Regions from separate parts of the Homo sapiens genome. Here region 2 is linked to region 1. Evidence: chromatin loops called from intact Hi-C (ENCODE). Cell type or tissue: GM12878. All regions are shown on one strand. Each heading gives the region's core, and the rest is flanking DNA. Links, peaks and the distances in the headings are about the cores only.

The links. Hi-C counts contacts between places; a loop is a spot of excess contacts. Peaks named below come from ENCODE experiments on the same cell type or tissue, not always from the same donor. Only the 100,000 strongest peaks of a DNase experiment are listed, where the experiment ranks them.
Region 2: it touches region 1 in a loop (2.5-fold over the local background); 42 of 110 quality-filtered maps call a loop at or near these places.

What each region holds. Positions count from the first base shown.
Region 1 is chr9:97,594,212-97,604,750 of GRCh38, reverse strand. It overlaps TMOD1 (tropomodulin 1), which reads right to left. Exons shown (of 10, transcript NM_003275.4): 10 at 3,008-5,117. The coding sequence ends at 5,053. It overlaps TSTD2 (thiosulfate sulfurtransferase like domain containing 2), which reads left to right. Exons shown (of 10, transcript NM_139246.5): 9 at 1-24; 10 at 1,984-4,671. The coding sequence ends at 2,282. Among named protein-coding and RNA genes, the nearest start is that of TSTD2, 34 kb to the left of the region's middle. RefSeq lists enhancers at 5,794-5,843, 5,934-6,003, 6,074-6,133. In GM12878, for the core only: a CTCF peak has its summit at 5,886 (motif pointing right); a DNase peak (open chromatin) is centred at 5,930; H3K4me3 peaks cover 328 bases.
Region 2 is chr9:97,499,565-97,507,564 of GRCh38, reverse strand. It overlaps TMOD1 (tropomodulin 1), which reads right to left and starts at 5,899. Exons shown (of 10, transcript NM_003275.4): 1 at 5,762-5,899. RefSeq lists a cis regulatory region at 3,896-3,913, an enhancer at 3,832-3,976 and a silencer at 5,363-6,082. In GM12878, for the core only: CTCF peaks have their summits at 4,209, 5,001 and 6,042 (motif pointing right); a DNase peak (open chromatin) is centred at 6,352; H3K4me3 peaks cover 3,638 bases; H3K27ac peaks cover 3,623 bases.

The DNA.
Region 1 (10,539 bases), core at 1,023-9,022:
CCTACAACAGTGATGTGGTGTCAGGTAGGTCAGCACAGGCTCAGAGCCCAAACTGAAATGAAGCACATTGTCAGTTCACTATTCTAGAAAAATGACACAGGGAAGACAGGCCAGTGCTCATTACTGAGCACTGAATAAGCAGGGAAAATAAGTACATTGTGCCACCATTTTCCCAGCTGTGGAGCTGAGAGAACCCTAGCCCAGGAGTCAGGAGGCCTGGGTTGGGATCCTGGCTTCACCATTGCTAGCTGGACAAGCCCATTAACATGGGGATCATCTCACCTGCCCTGCCTGCCTGTCTACCTGCCAAGAGCTGTACTACTGGGCTAATTCAGGGCTCTTAACCTGGAATTGGTACATAGATTTCAGGGATTCTGTGAATTTGGATGGAAAAATAATTGTATCTTTGTTTTCAATAACACCTCACTAAAATGAAGCATTTCCTTTAGTTATGAATGTAGGCAACAAAGTACCAGTTGTATTAATGTACCTGTGACTTTGTCTTCAGTAGGATTCACAATACTTTCATATCATGTTCTAGTTGCCTCAGATATCTCAAAATAGTATTTATACTCATCACTGCTTCAAAATGAAAATAGTTATTAGGCCCACCACTAAGAGTTGATATATAATGTGTTAATAAATGGCACGTCTTATTATATATTACAGATTTTGAAAAAGACTTTGATATTTTGTATTTCTGTATAGTTGGTTTCCTTTGTAATCTTACATATTTTATGCATTTAAAAATATTTTTCTAGGTCAGGCACAGAGGCTCATGCCTGTAATCCCATCACTTTTGGAGGCCAAGGTAGGAGGATCACTTGAGCCCTGGAGTTTGAGACCAGTCTGGGCAACATAGCTCACTATGTCTCTACAAAAACTTTTTTAAATTAGCTGAGCATGGTGGTGTGTACCAGATACTCAGGAGGCTGAGGCAGGAGGATTGCTTGAGCCCGGGAGGTTGAGGTTGCAGTGAGTTTAAATCATGCCACTGTACTCCAGCCTGGGTGACACAGCAAGACCCTGTCTCAAAAAAGTTTTTCTAGGCCAGGATCTATAGTCTTCACCAGACTACCAAGTAAATCCGTAGCACACATGATTTTAGGAACTCATAGCTCTCTGTGGACCCAGGTGGCATGCACATTTGAGTAAGATTTGCGTTTGATTGTCCTCTCCTACTTTCTTGGTCTTATTTTCATTTTAGTGGTTTTGAGTTGTCTCTTATTGATCACTACTTCGATCTGTTTTGGAGCTAGATGGAGTATAAATTCTAAACAAGTAGAAAGAGTAGATTTGATTTTACAGAGGTTATATTGGCTGGACTCGATGGGTACCTGCGTGTGAGTATGAAGGAGAGAGGGAAGGCTCAGAGGTAGCTTAGATAAGCAAGGTAAGGAAAAGTGAGGAAGAATGATGTTATCAATAGTAACAGGAGGTCATCAGGGAAAAACAGGTGAAGAAGATGGTGTGAGTTTTAGGAATCAGATGGTCAAGTGCCCTAGCAACAGCAGGAGAGACACAGGCCTCGGGGAGAGGGGTGTGGACTGCGCATGTTCACTGTAGGTGGGTTATCGCCTGTATTTAGGTGTGTTGTCCCCCCTGGAAAAGGGAACAATCAAAGAGGAAAAGACCACTTAACAAGGGGGTTGGGAGGTAGTTGGCCAGCTTTGGAATAGCTGGTGAGAGAGAGAAACTTTCATTACCATCTAGTTACCACCTGTTCTCTAGATGGGAAAAAGAAAAAAAAAGTCAGTAAATACTGGAAGCAGACAGTTACCAGAAGTCACCCCCACAAAAAAATAAGCTGGGTGGTGGGGGTGGTGGTTAGTTGTTGTTGCTAGAAGACAGAAGACTTACTATTTGGAAACCTTCCCCGGGTTCCACAGGATCTACGAGATTCTAGTCAGCAAAGGGAGCAATGCCTGTCCACGTGTGTGTGAATGTATGTGTTTATAATGATGGCTTTTCCTTCCTCCCCAGAGTGTTCATACTGTGGAGCCCGCTGGGACCAGTATAAACTCTGCTCTACTCCCCAGTGCCGCCAGCTCGTTTTGACCTGCCCTGCCTGTCAAGGACAAGGATTCACAGCCTGTTGTGTCACATGTCAAGACAAGGGGAGCAGGAAAGTTTCAGGCCCTATGCAAGACAGCTTTAAAGAGGAATGCGAGTGCACAGCCCGACGGCCACGCATACCTAGGGAACTCTTGCAGCATGTGCGACAGCCTGTGAGCCCAGAGCCAGGGCCTGATGCTGATGAGGATGGGCCAGTGCTTATGTGAGCAGCACCTTTGGCATTTTCCCAGGCCCTCGGTAAAAGTAGGTTTGGGGTGACTATACAGAGAAAGCATGGCAAGACTGCAGAAACAGAGAAATCGGGAACTTCAGTTCTGGCCGCTGCCACCGTGGCAGCCGTCTACACTTCACAGCGGGAGGGGAGGAGTCACGTTGTCTACCACTTACCTGAGACATTCTGATTTGGATGATGCTAGAGCACAGAAAATAGGTGAGCTGCATGGGATCCCAAAGCTGCTGAGGGATAGAGCCTGAGCCTGGTGGCCACAGCATATGCCCTTTCTGTTCCATGCAGCTGGGGCTGTTAGTAGTCATTGCCCTTGTCAGCAGACCTTCTACCCTGGTGGCAAACACATGAAAGCTGTGGCCCTGGGAGTGGCCTCCTAAAACAAGCCACTTAGGTCATCTGCCATCTACCCTTAACCTCTGTCTCTCGCCTGAGGGGAATCTGCAAGCTGTGCATTGGGCTTACCTCCTGCTTTTGTAGAAATAACCATCCTTTGGTATACATGGAGGATAGTTCCAGAACGCCTGAGTATACAAAAACCCAATGCATACTCAAGTCCCACAGTGGGCCCTACAGAACCCACGTATGTGATAAATCAGCCCTCCATGTACGCAGGTTTCGCCCCCTGCCAATACTGTATTTTCAACCTGTATGGTTGAAAAAAATCCATATATAAGTGCAGCCATGCAGTTCAAACCCATATTGTTCAAGGGTCAACTGTATAGTTTATTGAACAGCCACACCCATTCCTTTACACATGATCTATGGCAGAGTTGAATAGTTGCAACAGACACTATGTGGCCTGCAAAATCGGAAATTTTTACTGTCTGGCCTTTTACAGAAAAGTTTGCCAGCCCCTGATCTAGACCAGCAGCTCATCTGATAGAGGCAGAGGTGGCCTTAAAGATGTGGCCTTCTTCATTTTCTGTTGGTTTGGTTTCGTTTCTATGAGAGATTTCCTCTGATAGCTCTGCTTTCCCCAGCACTTACTCTCTGAGCTTTTAAATGTTCTCTCTGGGAGCTTCATATAAGCTCGGTGACATTTGAGCCACAGTTTTTAGATCAGCACCTGGAATACATGACACATTCTTACTGAGGTCATCCAGCACTGCCATGGTGGCTGCCCAGTCTTCTGGCCAGTGTGCCAGGCACATGTCCCTGTCACACAGGTTCCAAGAAACACATACGCAGCCATGCATAGACCAACAGATTTAATATTATATTGCAGTTTTCAGCGATGCAGAATGCAGCTGCAATTGTGTTTTAAGGAGAAGCCAAATGGGGATGGTTGTCCCTGCAACATGGTGCCACTCCTGGGCCATGTGCAGCCTCAGTGGACACTCTTCCATAGCGCTGAGGCCCTGGCCCCGCCTCCAGTTACCCTGTACTGCCCACTGCCTTACAGTTCAGTGCGCAGGCCTTCACCTTTTCATCACCAGCCTCTCTGCTCAGTGCTCTGGAGTTCTTGACCTTGTCCTTTATCATGAGATTTGCTGAAATCACTAATGAAAATAACTCCCAAAAGCAACAAACAAAAATATTAGTTTAACTGGCACTGTGGTATATTAAAAGGCACAAGGGCATTGTGGCTTAACACTTTTGCTGGATCCCAAGAGACGCACATGATGTTAAAAAGAGATCTGGCAGCAGTACTAATACTACATTTCAGTGTAATCATCTTGGGGTGGTTTGGCCAGGATTTCCCAATTCCTTGATATCTGGAGTTTCTTCACCATTGTCCGGCATCCTGCGGAGGCTTAATATACAGGCGTAAGGTCAGCAGCAATTTGTCTAATAAGTGATGAGATCAGTAGCTGAAGTCTCTAAGCTGGGCCATTACTAAATACCATAGCCATGTTGATCTGGAAATTTATCCCTCTAGTGTCTTACCTCACATAAGCCATTTGCCCACTGTGCAATATAGAAAGGTGTTTTCAAAAGTATTTGGCCGTAGATTTTCACATCCATCATAAGGTTGGCATTCAATAAGGAAAAAGTTCTAACTCCAGTATTAAATTGTACATAAATCCCAAATGTTCTTAAAGAACACTCAGGGACATGTTTGTTGCCTGGGATTGGTAATGAAAGGTTGGTTTTTGAAACTTGAAATTTCACCATTGGTTTTTTTCCTATCATTTCTGCATATCCAGCAAAAGGAATCTCATGTTGACTCCTGGCAGAGTTCAGTGGCTTCAGTCTGTCTATCTGTTCTGAGGGGAAAATTGTGTTCTGGATCCAGTAATCAATTTGGCAACTTTAATCGAGGTTTTCAAAATTCCAAGGAGGGTTAATAAAGAATGATAATCAGTTTTATTTGCTAATAGCTAAGACAAATTTGTAATAAAGTGTTTTATAATACTTCAAAAGCATGTGGAAGAGTGTGCCGTTTCTGTGTCACACATTTTAAATGCACTTGAAACACCACACAGCAAGGCCATTGAAACTGGGCTCCTGGGGCTAAGTCGCTGCTGCTGGAACATCATCTTCAGTAAGATCTGCTGGTTTGGGGGCTTCTAGTTTTTAAATAATAACCAGATTCAACTTCTGTGACTAAAGAAAAACTTCACATTAACGGTATTTTATAAAATTTTCAACTACAACCACTAGTCAACCTAAAACCTTAGTGCATAAAGAACTGAACCACAAAAGGGTTTCATGCTGCCAGCATTTTGCCTTCTGGTTTCCCCTGCAGAGCACAGGTCATCAATAGAACACATCCAGTTCAAAGGCATGGACTCCACCGCCACACACTAGACACCACTCCGGCACTTGGGAATGATGGGCCCAGTCAGGTCCGCAAGCCTCCTCTTCCTCACTGGAAAGGAATGGAGATAAGATATAAGGCACTTTTCCCTGTAGACCAGGGGCCAGCACTGTTGCTGAGAAAGCACTGTGAAACCTCGCACTAATTGGTTTGTTAACAGAGTCTGAAGTCTGTTGTTTTGAAAGGACAGTATGTGTGAGTTGTACAACAGCCCTCCAGTCTGTCAGTGTTCATTGATGAGGGTCTGTGGTAGTGGAGATTCATTCATAGATATCTGCTAAGTGGCTGACCACACAGTCCCACGTTATAAGTCGGCTATTTTCTTTGCTTACAGAAGCTCCAGTTGAAGATCTTTACTCCGGTGTTCAGATAAGAGTTAAAAGTTTAGTCAGTCTTCTTAATGAGATTAGGGTCTTAACCAGGTGGAAACATTTCCCCCAGCTATGTCTGGGAGCTCCTGGCCTACCTCCTGCCTATATAAACGAGAGTTTCCACCCGAAAGATTACCCTGCAGTATCTGTATCCCCTTATGTTTAACCTTGCCATTTTCCCCGGGGGCAAGACAGTTATGCTCAACACTGTTCAAGTGACAAAGTAGTTAAATGCCATGAAGAGGAAAGCACTAGCCAGGAGGTTGCAGGCTGGAGACGTTAGCTTAAAGGATGATGAGGATGCAGGGAGGGGCAGGAGGGGCTCTGTTTGTTGTAACAAGGGAGAGTGTTTTGAAATTAATTGTAGTGTCTGCAGATAAGACCAAGCAGCAAGCTCTATGAGCCACAAGAGAAAGGTCAAAGAAGTCTGTAGAGCCAGTAGGTGGCAGTCGAGAGGCCTGCTGGTGTTGGCAGAGACAGGAAGCTATGGTGGAGGGAAAAAAAGTCCGTCTATACTTAGATGTCTTCAGGTTCCCAAGCTGAGGCGGTAGACCTGCAGCCACCAGATCGATGAATACGAGCTGCAACAAAAACCAAATCAGCTTGTGCATGACACTGGCCATACAAAGCAGACCCACAAGGGAGGTGGGGCCAGCCCAGTTCCTTAGATGATCAGAATGTCCAACTTCTTGGGGGTAGATGTGAGGGGACAAAAACCAAAACCCAAAGAGCACAAGAGGTTTGCTCAACGTGACCAAAGAGTTTACATGAACCAGACTTTTAAGCATCTCCATAGTAGCTGTGCAGGCATGCCCACCAGGGCCATCCTCATTGCCTCATCGGAGCCCCTCCAACGCTGCTGGAATGTTAGTTACCATTCCCATTTTATGGATGAGGAAAGTATGGCAGAGAGGGTATATTTCTTGCTTAAAGCAATAAAGCTAGTACCAGACAGGACCAAGCCTTTTTTTTTTTTTTTTTTTTTTGAGATGGAGTTTCGCTCTGTCACACAGACTGGAGTGCAGTGGCGCAATCTTGGCCCACTGCAACCTCGCCTCCCAGGTTCAAGCAATTCTCCTGCTTCAGCCTCCTGAGTAGCTAGCATTACAGGTGCCCGCTGCCACACCCGGCTAATTTTTGTGTTTTTAGTAGAGATGGGGGTTCACCATGTTGGCTAGGCTGGTCTCGAATTCCTGACCTCAAGTGATCCCCCACGCCTCAGCCTCTCAAAGTGCTGGGATTACAGGCATGAGCCACCGCACCCAGCTAGAACCAAGACTTTTGACTCATCTTGAGCCTCAGTCCAGTGCCTCCCTCAGTAGACTTGAGCCTTGTGTGGGTAGGGTTTCCATATCCATATCGCATCTGATTCTCACAGGGAGGATTAGCTCCTTCTCCCTGCAGAAGAAAAGAGCCCCAGTCCCTGAGAGCTGGCAGCAGAGCCAGGACTGAAATCCAAGTCCCTGGCCCATGGTTGAGGGAACAGAAAGGACCCTATGGCTTGGTGGGGGGGTTATTTTCCATTACTTGCCCTCATTGTGTCCACTGGGCCGGATCTGTGTGTGTGTGTGCATGGTTCCCCTGGCACTGGCTTGCCTATTTTTTTTTTTTTTTTTTGAGACGGAGTCTTGCTCTGTTGCCAGGCTGGAGTGCAGTGGCCCGATCTTGGCTCACTGCAGTCTCCGCCTCCCGAGTTCAAGCAATTGTCCTGCCTCAGCCTCCCAAGTAGCTGGGACTACAGGCATGCACTGCCATGCCCAGCTAATTTTTTGTATTTTTAGTAGAGACAGTGTTTCACCATGTTGGCCAGGATGGTCTTGATCTCCTGACCTCATGATCTGCCTGCCTCGGCTTCCCAAAGTGCTGGGATTACAGGCGTGAGCCACCCCACCCGGCCCCCTGGCACTGGCTTTTTCAGGGACTGGATGGAGAGAAGGGAAAGGCATCCATTTATTCAGGTATTATTTTTTTCCCTTTTTAATGATGAAGGAAGTTGAGACCAGGAGAGGGAAGTAACTTATTCCAAGTTACGAATAAGTCACAAAACTGGGAGTAAAAGCTGGGTCTCCCAATATCCTCCTTCAATTCTGTCTGGTCTTTACTTTCTTTAAAAAACTCTTCACTGCTTATTGCAAGAGCCAGAGACTCCTTTTATTGTGAATGCCAGAAGGGCTCTCCAGTCGTCCGGACCAACCTCCATCTGCTGCTTGAACTCCTCTGCCACTTCTTGCCAAATTTGAACATTTCCATCATGTTTTTGGAAAGCACTTTCTATTCATTTAAATATTCGGCAGCATGTACTGAGTGCTGTGTGCCAAGCACAAGAATCAGAAGTAAAGACACAGTATAACAGGAACCAAGATATACAATGTTTGAGAACTACTGTTTGAGAAATATGAAGTATTAGAGATGCCCTGGCAGCTCTCTGAGGTATGAGAGGCATAAAGAATGAAGTGGTCAGACCTTCCCAGGTGGCAACTAACAGGTCAGCTGAATTTTAAACAACAAAAAGGTAGAGGATGGGAAGGTGGGGGGCATTGGGAGTAAAGACCCTCTAAGGGTAAGCTTTTCCTTGGTCACTTGGGGGCACTCAGGCTACCTGGAATGGTAGTAACATGGCAAAGGGATGGCTTGTTGGAGATGTCAAGAGACGACCTCCTGATGGGACCATCTCCCAATGTGGAGCACCCAGGCACTGGAGCCACATTGCCAATTCAAATCCCGGTCCTGCCCACGGATTGTGGGTAATGTTAATTACCTACTTCCCTAGACTTCTGTTTCCTTCTTGTAAAGTGTGGATAACAATAGCACCTGTCTCACCTGGTTGTGGGGAGGACTACATGAGCTAGTGAGATGGGAAGTATTCAGAACAGTCTCTAACACACAGTAAGTGCCATGTAAGAGTCAGCTATTATTAAGAGACTTGGGAGTCATTTCAAGGGGCCTGACTGAGAGCAATGGGAGGCAAGTGAGGGTTCTAAGTGGAGGGGTGACAAGGCAAGCTTCGGAAGGAGACTTGGGATGAGTGCCAGGGGTGCCTGCCCTGGAGGAGCTGGGGGCCTGAGGATGTTGGAGGAGATAACTGTGACGAGGGCTCAACATACACGGCAGGACACTGGGATTGGCAAGGAGGTGACTGGCTGGCTGGGGTGGAGGCAGCATCTAGGAACAGGCCCAGATTTCTGGCTTGGGTGGCTGTGAGGAAAGGAGTAGCCTTTTCTTTTTTTCTTCTTCTTTTTTTTTTGATGGAGTTTTCTTGTTGCCCACACTGAAGTGCAATGGTGTGGTCTTGGCTCACTGCAATTTCTGCCTCCCGGGTTCAAGCGATCCTCCTGCCTCAGCCTCCCAAGGAGCTGGGATTACAGGTGCCTGCCACCATGCCCGGCTAATTTTTTGTATTTTTAGTAGAGACAGGGTTTCACCATGTTGGCCAGGCTGGTCTCAAACTCCTGACCTCAGGTGATCCGCCTGCCTCGGCCTCCCAAAGTGCTGGGATTACAGGTGTGAGCCACCGTACCTGGCTGCCTTTTCTGAGATAGGTTTGGGGGACTATGATGAAACTGATTTGGGATCCAGCAGTCCCACTTCTGGATATTTACCCAAAATATTAAAATCAGTTGAAAAGATGTTTCACTCCATGTTCATTGCAGCATCATTCACAATACCCAAAATAAGGAATCAACCTAAGTGTCTATCAACAAGAATGGATAAAGAAACTGGGGGATATATGCACAATGGAGTACGATTCAGCCTTTTCTTTAAAAAAAAAAAAAAAAAAAAGGAAATTTGTTCATTTGCAACCACATGAGTGGAATTGGAGAACATTATACTAAGTGAAATAAGCCAGCCACAAAAAGACAAATTATATGTGGAATCTAAAACAATTGACCTCATAGAAGCAGGGAGTAAAACTGTCATTACAGAAGCTGTGGGTGGGGAATGGGGAGATAATGGCCACAGGATACAAAAATCTCAGTTGGACAAGAGGAATAAGGTGTTTTATAAAGCTCTGTTACACAGCATGGTGAATATAGCTAATAATAGTGTATTATACATTTCAAAATTGCTAAAAAATAAACGTTCTCACCACAAAAAGTATTTGAGGTGATGATATGCTAATTCACTTAATTTAATTTTTCCACATTGTATTCATAAATCATAACAGCACTTTGTATCACATAAATATATACAATTACAAATTGTCAATTGACAATAAAATACATTTTTTTTAGAAATTGCTTTGCAGTGTGCTATGTCTGGGCTGCTTGCTGCAAAGGTCTTCCCTGAGAATACTGTAAAATGGTGACTCCCAGGAAGGGATGTTTTCTGCTTTTAAACATGTTACTCTCCCTCCACACGATACCCCAACCCACACAACTGTCTTAACTCACAGGCTGCAATTCAGATTTTGCTAAGTGGAGAGAGCTGCAGTGGCAGATTTAGAGGACCTGAAGTGCCATGCTTGGCCTGGCTCTTTGCTATAAATAGTGTGGAGATGACAGTCATCTGAGGTATTGCTGTGGGAAAACGCAGATGGGATCCACAGCTCGGCTCCTCCCTGGCACCCTGCACTCACAGAACGCTCTGTTTAGAGCTTGGTGCCCAGGGTGGGGAGGACCGAAGACGCACTGGTCAGGATGCATCCTGGGCATACCGCCTGTCTGCAGAGCCAGTCGCTGTCCTCATAGCCTTGGGGACTCAATGTCCCCCAAGGAGGAGCCCAAGTACTGCAGAGGCCCCAGCCATGGGCAAAGAGCCAGCAGAGGCAGGTGAGAATGAGCAGGAGGCCTGAGAGGCCTGCTCCCTTCCCAATCTGCGCTCCCTGCTGCCAGGCCTGCTAACAGCCTCAGTCCCGAGGAGGAGCTGGCAGGAGGCTTTTACGATACAAATATTCAGTTGGAAAACATGAAGTCTGTCTGCTTCACTGCGGCATTAATGTAGGATGCAAATAATCTGTTGTAAAGTCAGGAGGAAGCTGAGGCACTGCCATAACAAACATTTCTCTTACAAAAATTAGCAGATGGGCGCAAATTTCATTTTAAAGCTAGAGATCCTACATCACCAAGTAGCACTCTGTTCCCTGTAATCACTGAGATGATTCA
Region 2 (8,000 bases), core at 1-8,000, 96 kb after region 1:
GTGGAGCAAGAATTCATAAGCTCTAATCAGATTCTCCAGGAGTTTCGTGATCTTAATCTTCAGGGTTTCTGCCTGTCTTTCTAGAATTTCTGTTCTTACTAGTTGCATTGGTCATGTAGTTTATTTTTTAAGCCATCTCAAGCCTTTTTAATGCTGTAAGTGGAATACAATGTAAAACCATAATAAGCAAATGCGTGCAATGTTGCTATCCATTCTGAATTTTTAAATCTCTCTTGGTTTGCATGGAGGAAGTCTGTCCTCACGTCTCCCTCTCTCTTACCTTCACTTTGCACACTTCTGAGTGGTTTTGATGTCTCAGGGTCTCAGGTGTCTCAGGTTCCCATCCCAGCACTGCCCAGGCACCCATCTTGTGCTCATAGATCCAAACTTGCAAGAAGTTTGCTGACCAGAAAGAGCCCTTGATTTTGATCCAAGGCACAAATGAATTCATTTGTAGATTTAAAAATCCACTATCTTAATGCAATGGCCAGGAGGAAGCTTTGTGGTAACTAGCACTCACCTTGGTGTTCAAAATGTGGTGGTTTGTAGATACTAGTCAACACCACCTGACTAGATGTTTATTAGAGCTTATTAGGAATTATTAAGTTTATTTTCTAATCAACTTATTAGAGCTTATTAGAAGCAAGGAGCTTTTTAGAAACTCAGACTCTCAAGCCCCATCTCATACCTACTGAACCAGAATCTGCATTTCTGAAAAGATCCCAAGTAATTTCAATGCACATTAAAGTTAGAGAAGCACGGATATAAAACAAGAAGACTCATTTCTCAAGTTTGTCAAACCCTGGAGAGCACTTCAGTTTTCTGGAATTGGATGACCTGGGACAATTCCTACTAGGGTTCACTGTCCCATTACAAAAGGTAGGTAACAATACTTGCTGTTCCTCCCTCATGGGGTTACTGTGAATTTCAAATGAGCTCTTGGATTCACACTAGCTACGTATCATGATGGGGCTGATAGGAGCTGGAGAGCTGGCAGTGGGGAGCAGAATAGGTGTGGTCTCTGCCCTCATAGAGCTGATGATTTGGTCGGGTAGGAGAACATGCTGTAAATGCTGGTTGGTGTTGTGTGACTGTCCTGGTTATCACAGAGCCTTCATTCATTTATTTCATGCATTCATTCATTCATTCGGTGGTCAGCCATTTATTAAAACCTGAAGTGCCTGTACTATGTCACACATTAAGCTCTGAGCTGCACATGGGGAAGCAGAAATAAATGAGTCAGAAACCTCGTCCTCAGGGAGCTTTTAGTCTAGCCAGAGACAGAGATACATCATTGGGTGGTTCCATTTAGAACACACTCTGGCTGGTGCTCTGAGTTGGCACAGGGGGCTGTGGGGGTACAGGTAAATCAATGAAGAACTTTGCTTTTAAGGGTGATTACAAGTTCACAGACTGAGAAGAGGGAGAACAGCACTGAAGGCCGAAAGAACAGCAGGGGAAAGGCAGGGAGGCATGAAGGCACAGCATGCTTTTGCCATGGCCAGAAGGTAAAGAGAATTTGGAGGAGTGCCTAGAGATGATTTTGGAGAAGTAGCTTGAGGCCCGGTCTTAGAGGCTAATGAATCTGGTCTTTATCCCTTAGGAAATGGGGAGTCCCTGAAGGGAGACAATTGACGCAGGTGAAGATCTTTTAAGAGCAGCATGGAAGAAGGAATGACTTGAGGCAGAAATACCTTTAAGAGGCTCTGAGAGCAGCTTAGGGGAGAGAGGAAGTCCTTACTGGGGTACTGGATGTGGCGATAGAAATGGATGTAAGAGAAATTAAGGAAGGTAGCATTGACAGGACTTGGTGGGCAAATGAATGGGGTGGTGAAGAGAAAGGAATCAGGAGGCAGAGATGTCTATAGATGAGGAGCACAGTCCAGCTTGATGCAAGAATTAGGGAGTTGGGAGGTGACTGGAGTCGTGGGAGTGAATGAGACTGTGAGAGTGTGCGGTGGAAAGAGAATAGGGGTAGGAGTGGCACCAAGGCACCAACAGCAAAGCGATGGGCAGCAGCGATGAGTCTATGAAGGAGGCTGAAGGATGCCCAGAGGCAGTTCTGCTTTCCTTCATTCCTTTGGGCATGGAGAGCAACAACGCAGTGGTCACAACTCATCACCCTCCAGAATCATCGCTAGAAACGGCCCTGGGGTCACCACCCTTGAAGCCCCAGAGTGAGTGGGGCCTGAGGCTGGGGCCCCTGAGAACATGAACTGAGACAGGGATGGACATGCGTGGACGGACGCAAGCCCTTGTCTCCCTCTCCCTCCCTCTTTCCTCCTCACAGATGGTAATGTCCAACCCTTTCACAAATCATTTTTTTCTCTGAAAGAAAACCAAAAGGACATAAGAGAAGGAGAAACAAAAGGCATGCTTGAGTTTGTTTAGTTTTTCAGATCAGACAAAAACCCAGCAACACCTAACACGAAAGAAAACCTCCCAGACCGTGTCCTAAGTTGACTCCAATGAGCTCATTCTCTCATTAAGAGCAAAGAGAATTAGGTTCTATCATGATTAGCCAAAGGAAGATTTTACAAAACAAAACAAAAGAGAGGAAATGGCCCGGAATTGTGCTATCTGGTTCATGCTTTTCCATAGAAACAGGCCTGTGGTTTTAAACTGATAATGGCTCCTAGCAGCCCAATAATTGATTTATCTGGTGTTCTGGCTTTAAGGGAAAAGTAAACTGGCCTCTTTAGAAATGTTGGCAGCCTGGCTGGTCCATTAGTAAGACTGAAAAGTCAAAACATTGACTGGAAAAGGCCATTACGACCGGGCTCAGCAGGAGTCATCGATAGATGATGTCATTTCAGAAATAAATAAGCCAAGGTTATGAGGCCCCAGAGCAGGGTCAAAACACTCTTCACAGCCCATCACCATCCTCCATCGCAGATACTGGTCTGCCAGAGACATAGGGGTCTGAGCCAGGATCTGCTTCGTTTTACCTTTTTTTGCTCATTCCAGGGGATGAAGGCCACCTGCAGAGTCTGTGACATTCTGCAAGTCACTAAGGAAGGTCCCCAATCCTCATTATGGGCACACCTTTTAGATTCCCCTTTAACTCTCTCCCCTCTCCTGGGTTCTTCTCACTACTTGCCATACTCTTTATCCTAGAATGCCTGCCTCCCTTCTGTTCCTTGTCCTCAGTTCCTGCTACCTTCCCTCTCCCTTCCTTTCTCATCCAAGCTTTTAGAAAGAGTTGCTGGCTCTGTTGAGAGCCTTCTTCAGCCTACAGCCTGAAGAAGTGGAGAACTTCTTCAGCTCCTGTTAGCTCCTGCCTTTCCCCCTCACCACAACGAATACTATCATTGCAATATCAGGCTCTGGGCTGAGGGCTTGCCCTGAATCATCTCACTTAATTCTCACAAGCAGCCCCTATGAAATGGGGCTATTGTTGTCTCCATTGTATGAGGAGAAAACGAGGCTCAGACAGGCTGGGTCACTGGCAGATCTCATTTTTTGAGCCTGCTGCAATACCCTGGTCTAAGTCACTCATGATCCCTGCCAATCCTGATGGTCTTTTCCCAGTCCTCATCCCCCTACTCCTGTCTCTCCACAGCAAGTGACACTGCCCACCTCTGTCCTCCCTTGGCACCTGGGAAAGCCACTGTCTCTCACTCCTTCCCCAGCTCCTCCTTACAGGATGGGTCATGCTAGAAAGGCTTCCAAGGAAGACTCTAAGCCCTCTCCACTCCAGGTCCACTAGAGACCACCTTGTCTGCCCCCTCATTGCTCAAGGTTCCTCTGAGTGGGTGGCAGAGTTGGGGCTGGAGCCAGATATCCTAACCTCCAGGCCAGTCCACCTCCCATTGCTCAGAGCTGCCACACCTACTTTGTGTTTTCTGTTTTTGCTGAGCTGCAAGAAAACGCCCTACCCTGAAGGAGGGAGAAGGTGTGAGACCCTGATAAGGTGGGGCGGAGGCTATTTTTAGAGGACACTGGCTTTCATCTTAGGCTGGGAGAAACTCAAGGGTCAATGACTCTCTAAAACACGGGTTTGTAAGACTAGCTCATTAAAGATAATACACCAAAGTGACAGTATTCTTGTTTTCACTCTGCCTGTTGGTTGTGTGGCTCTAACTGATGGAAACTTTATTATCTGACTCCATTTCCCGTTAATTCTTTTTTCTGTAAGTCTTTGAGATGGCTTTAGAAAAAAACACATAACAGAAAGTAAAGTAGAAGCAAAAAGGAAACTTCAGGATGAGGGCGCTATTGTCCAGACAAGGTAAAGTCCAGAACAGCAGCAGATTCAAGAAGAGGGGGCATTGATCGGGTGCTCCCAGAGCTCCCGGACCTGCCTGAGCAGTGGGAAGGGTGCGGAAAGAGATGGGAAAGGCTGGGAGACTGCAGAACTTCTGGCGTGACCGGCCCTGTGTGACCTTGAGCAGGGGGCTCTGCGGCCCTGCACAGAGGACAAAATGGCAGTCACCTCTGGAAGAAAGATGGGGTGGGGGCCCTAGGGGTTCTCACGCTGAGGGCCCAGCACCTGGGTTCAGGGTCTGGTTCTGCGATTCAGACACGGAGGAGCTTGGGCCAGGTCGTCTCCGAGAGTCTGAGGGCATAGGGCGAGGGCTGGAGACAGGGTCTGTAATAGTAGCGGTGGGTGAAGGGTGTAGGAGGGGGCGGCGCTGCGCAGGTTGGAGGACGCATCATAGGCCCGATATAGACCGGGAAACTGTGGCCAGGGAGCGGCTGTACTGGAACCACTGCCCCTGCCCAGCTCATCGCATCTGAAGCTGCGTGGCTCACAGGCTGCTTTGCCGGCTACGGAGCAGAGAGATGCCCATAGGCACCCCAAAAGTGCACTTCCTAGGGTTGTACGGCTTAGGATATCCGACGGCCTTAGTGAGTCCCAGGATACGATCGAGTCTGGGGCAGTCAGTCTCCGATTTCTGCAGCGTCTCCGCATGTGCGCGGCTGGGACCCCAGCGTCCCAGGCCCGGAGAGGGTGAACAGGTGTGGGGAGCGCAGGCGGCCAAGAGCGCGCCCTGCAGCTCTCAGGGCTTGGGCTCCCAGCTCCATCGCGGCTACCAAACCTCGCCCCTACAAATGGGAGACTGAGATCCAGAAACAAGAGGGGGATTGCCAAGGCCATGCCGAGAGCCGGCGACAACCTGGGGCTCCCGCCTCCAAGCTCTTTCCAGCTCCACTTGGCCGCGTAGCGCGTGTCGTGGTGCTTTAAACCTTGTCTCTCCCAGTTTGGGAAACTTCACCTGCCCCAAACACTCTCAGCGCGAACCTGGGATCCACGTCCAGTCGAGCCTTTACTCCCCCACTCCCACCCCCAGACTCTTGCAGGCGGAGAAGAGGCCGCGCCCCCGAGCCCAGCTCCGGCTGGCACCTGTACCCAGCTGAGCACCCCGCGGGCTCAGAGCCCCGCCGCGCTGGAGTCCTGCGGGTGGCGGGGGCGCCCCTCCGCCAGGACCCCAGCCCGGGGCGCCGTCTCCTCCAGAACCCCGGGTCCTTCTCGCGTTCACAGACGCGGTGCGGAGGTCCAGAGCGGAGGGCGCCCTGGCCAGGGCTGCGCGCGCGGGGAGGCGGGGACGGGAGCGCTGGGCTCGGAACCCCGAGACCCGGGCTCCCTAGCCCCAGAGGCAACCCGAGGCGGCAGCTATTTATAGAGGGAGCCACGCTCAGTCCCTCTTGGCGGCGGCGGCGACAGCTGAATATTTTGCCCAGATATGGCTGAGGCCCCGGAGCGGGGGCAGGGAGCCCCGCGAGCGCGAGGGGGACCCCAGGCGGGGTGGGGGCTTACCCGGACGCAGAGCTGTGGGGCCGGCGCGGACGCGGGCTGCGGAACAGGCGCGGGCGGCGGGCAGATGGACGCGGGCGGAGGCCGCGGTGCTCCGGCGGGCAGCGGGCGGGCGAGCGCAGCGCGGGGCTGGACGAGCTCCCGGGCGGCCGCGGGCGGGCGGGAGCTGTGGGCTCGGGGGTGGGAGCCAGGGGCGGGCCCGGCTCGGCTGTCACCGCGCCCCGCCCCGCCCGCCGCCGGCTCCCTCCTTCCCCCCCCCTCCACTCGGGGGCGCCCGGGCGCAGCGCACTTCCCCGTCGGGACGCGGCCCTGGGCCGGGAGCGCAGGGGAGTCGGGCTGCAGCCGAGCGAGCGCGGGCCCCTGCCTGGGTCTCCTCCGCTTCCCCGCTGGTACCAGGAAGAGTTTGAGCGACGGTAGAGTTATGTGGGAAAAGGTGGGCAGATTTGCATTCCTGTGGGGTTTAGAATTTAAGATTTTGAGAATCTGAAGTCCCCAGAAGTGATGGACCAAAGCCAGCTAAGCAGCTGCTGCACCTTCACCTCTGATTGAAGCGCCGCTCCGTCCGTTTCCCAGCAGCGCGGCCAGGTGGGCTCTGAGCCGCAAGCTTTAACCGCGATCGTTTTGTCTACACGTAGTTCCAACACGCAATCGAATACATTCTCTCTACACTGAGAGCGAGTGGAGTGTCTAAAATACTGATTTTAAATGACCACAACAAAAAGACCCAAGTTCTTAAAAGGCTTTTTTTTTTTTTTTTTTTTTTCAGAACAAACCACTTTAGGTGGTTTATTCCAAATACAATTTTAAGTGTTTTAATAAACAAATGTCTCATGCAAAGGAATTTATATAGAAATAGGAAAACGTCTTATTTTGGATTATTATGGGAAAGCTTTTGGTAGGGTAGACCTTAATAAAATCAGCTCTTAATCCTGATGTATAGATTATTAATGAGAAACACTCATTAACCAAATTTTGTTTCTCAAGAAAATGAATTTCTCTAAAGTCCTCACAATGAGAACGCTCTTTTCAAGGGGTATATGCCATACATTTAAAAATAAGCAGTGATCTAATATTTCAGATTATTTTAAAACATTTTTGTTGTGAATCGAACATATAAGAACATACAACATAAGTTATGTTGTATGTGTAAACAAAATAAATGTGCAGCTTCATGACTTTTTACAACGTGAACACCTGTGCAACCAGTCACTCAGAGAACATTGCCTACAGCCCAGAAGCCAACCTGTCCCTCCTGGGTCCCAACTCCCTTCTAAAGATGATCACTTTCTTGACCCTTACGGTGATCATGTCCTTGTTTTTTTTCTTCCCTCTGTAGTATGTCTTCATTTGTTCAAATCTGTTGTTAATCTGTGGTTTTATGCAGCTGTAGTTTTTCACTGTATGAATATGCCACAGTTTAAAAAAAAATCCATTTGACTATTAATGGGCATTTAGGTTGTTTCCAGGTTTTAGCTATTACAAATAGTGCTGCTGCGAACATTCCTTGCCAGAATCCTCCTGTCCACGCGCACAGCCTGCTGTTGGAAGTGCTGGGTGATAGAGAAAGCCTAACCTCAACTTCGGCAGAGATAAGCCTGAACTCTTCCAAAGTTATAGTACCATTGTACAGTGCAGTTTCCCATCTTCAACAACACTTGAAGTTACAAAAATTGAAACACTTTAGAAATTCTGATATGTGAGTAATGGTATCTCATTGAGGTTCAAACTTGCATTTCCCTATATCCTAATGTGTTGAGTATCACTTCATATTTATTGGCCAGTTGGATTTGTTTTGTGAATTGTTCAGATTTATTGTCCATTTTTCTTCTGGATAGTCCTGTGTATTGAATAGATTCAATGGTGTGTGTATCCTCAGTTATATTCCACTCTTTTGCCTTTTCACCTTATTAACGTATTTTGATAAACAGGTGTTCTTAAATACAGTCTGGCAATCTTTTCCCTTATTGGCAGCACTCTGTGTCCTGTTTAAGAACTCTTTCCTGTTCCTGGGTTATAAAGTTATCTTCCTATGTTATCTTCCCACCTTAGCCTTTCATGTTTAGGTTTTTTGTTTGTTTGTTTTTGTTTTTGTTTTTGAGATAGAGTCTTGCGCTTTGTTGGCCAGGCTGGAGTAAAGTGGTGTGATCACGGCTCATTGCAGCCTCAACCTCCTGGGCTCAAGCCAACCCCTTAACCCCCACATCAGCCCCTCAAAGTGCTGGGATTACAGGCATGAGCCACC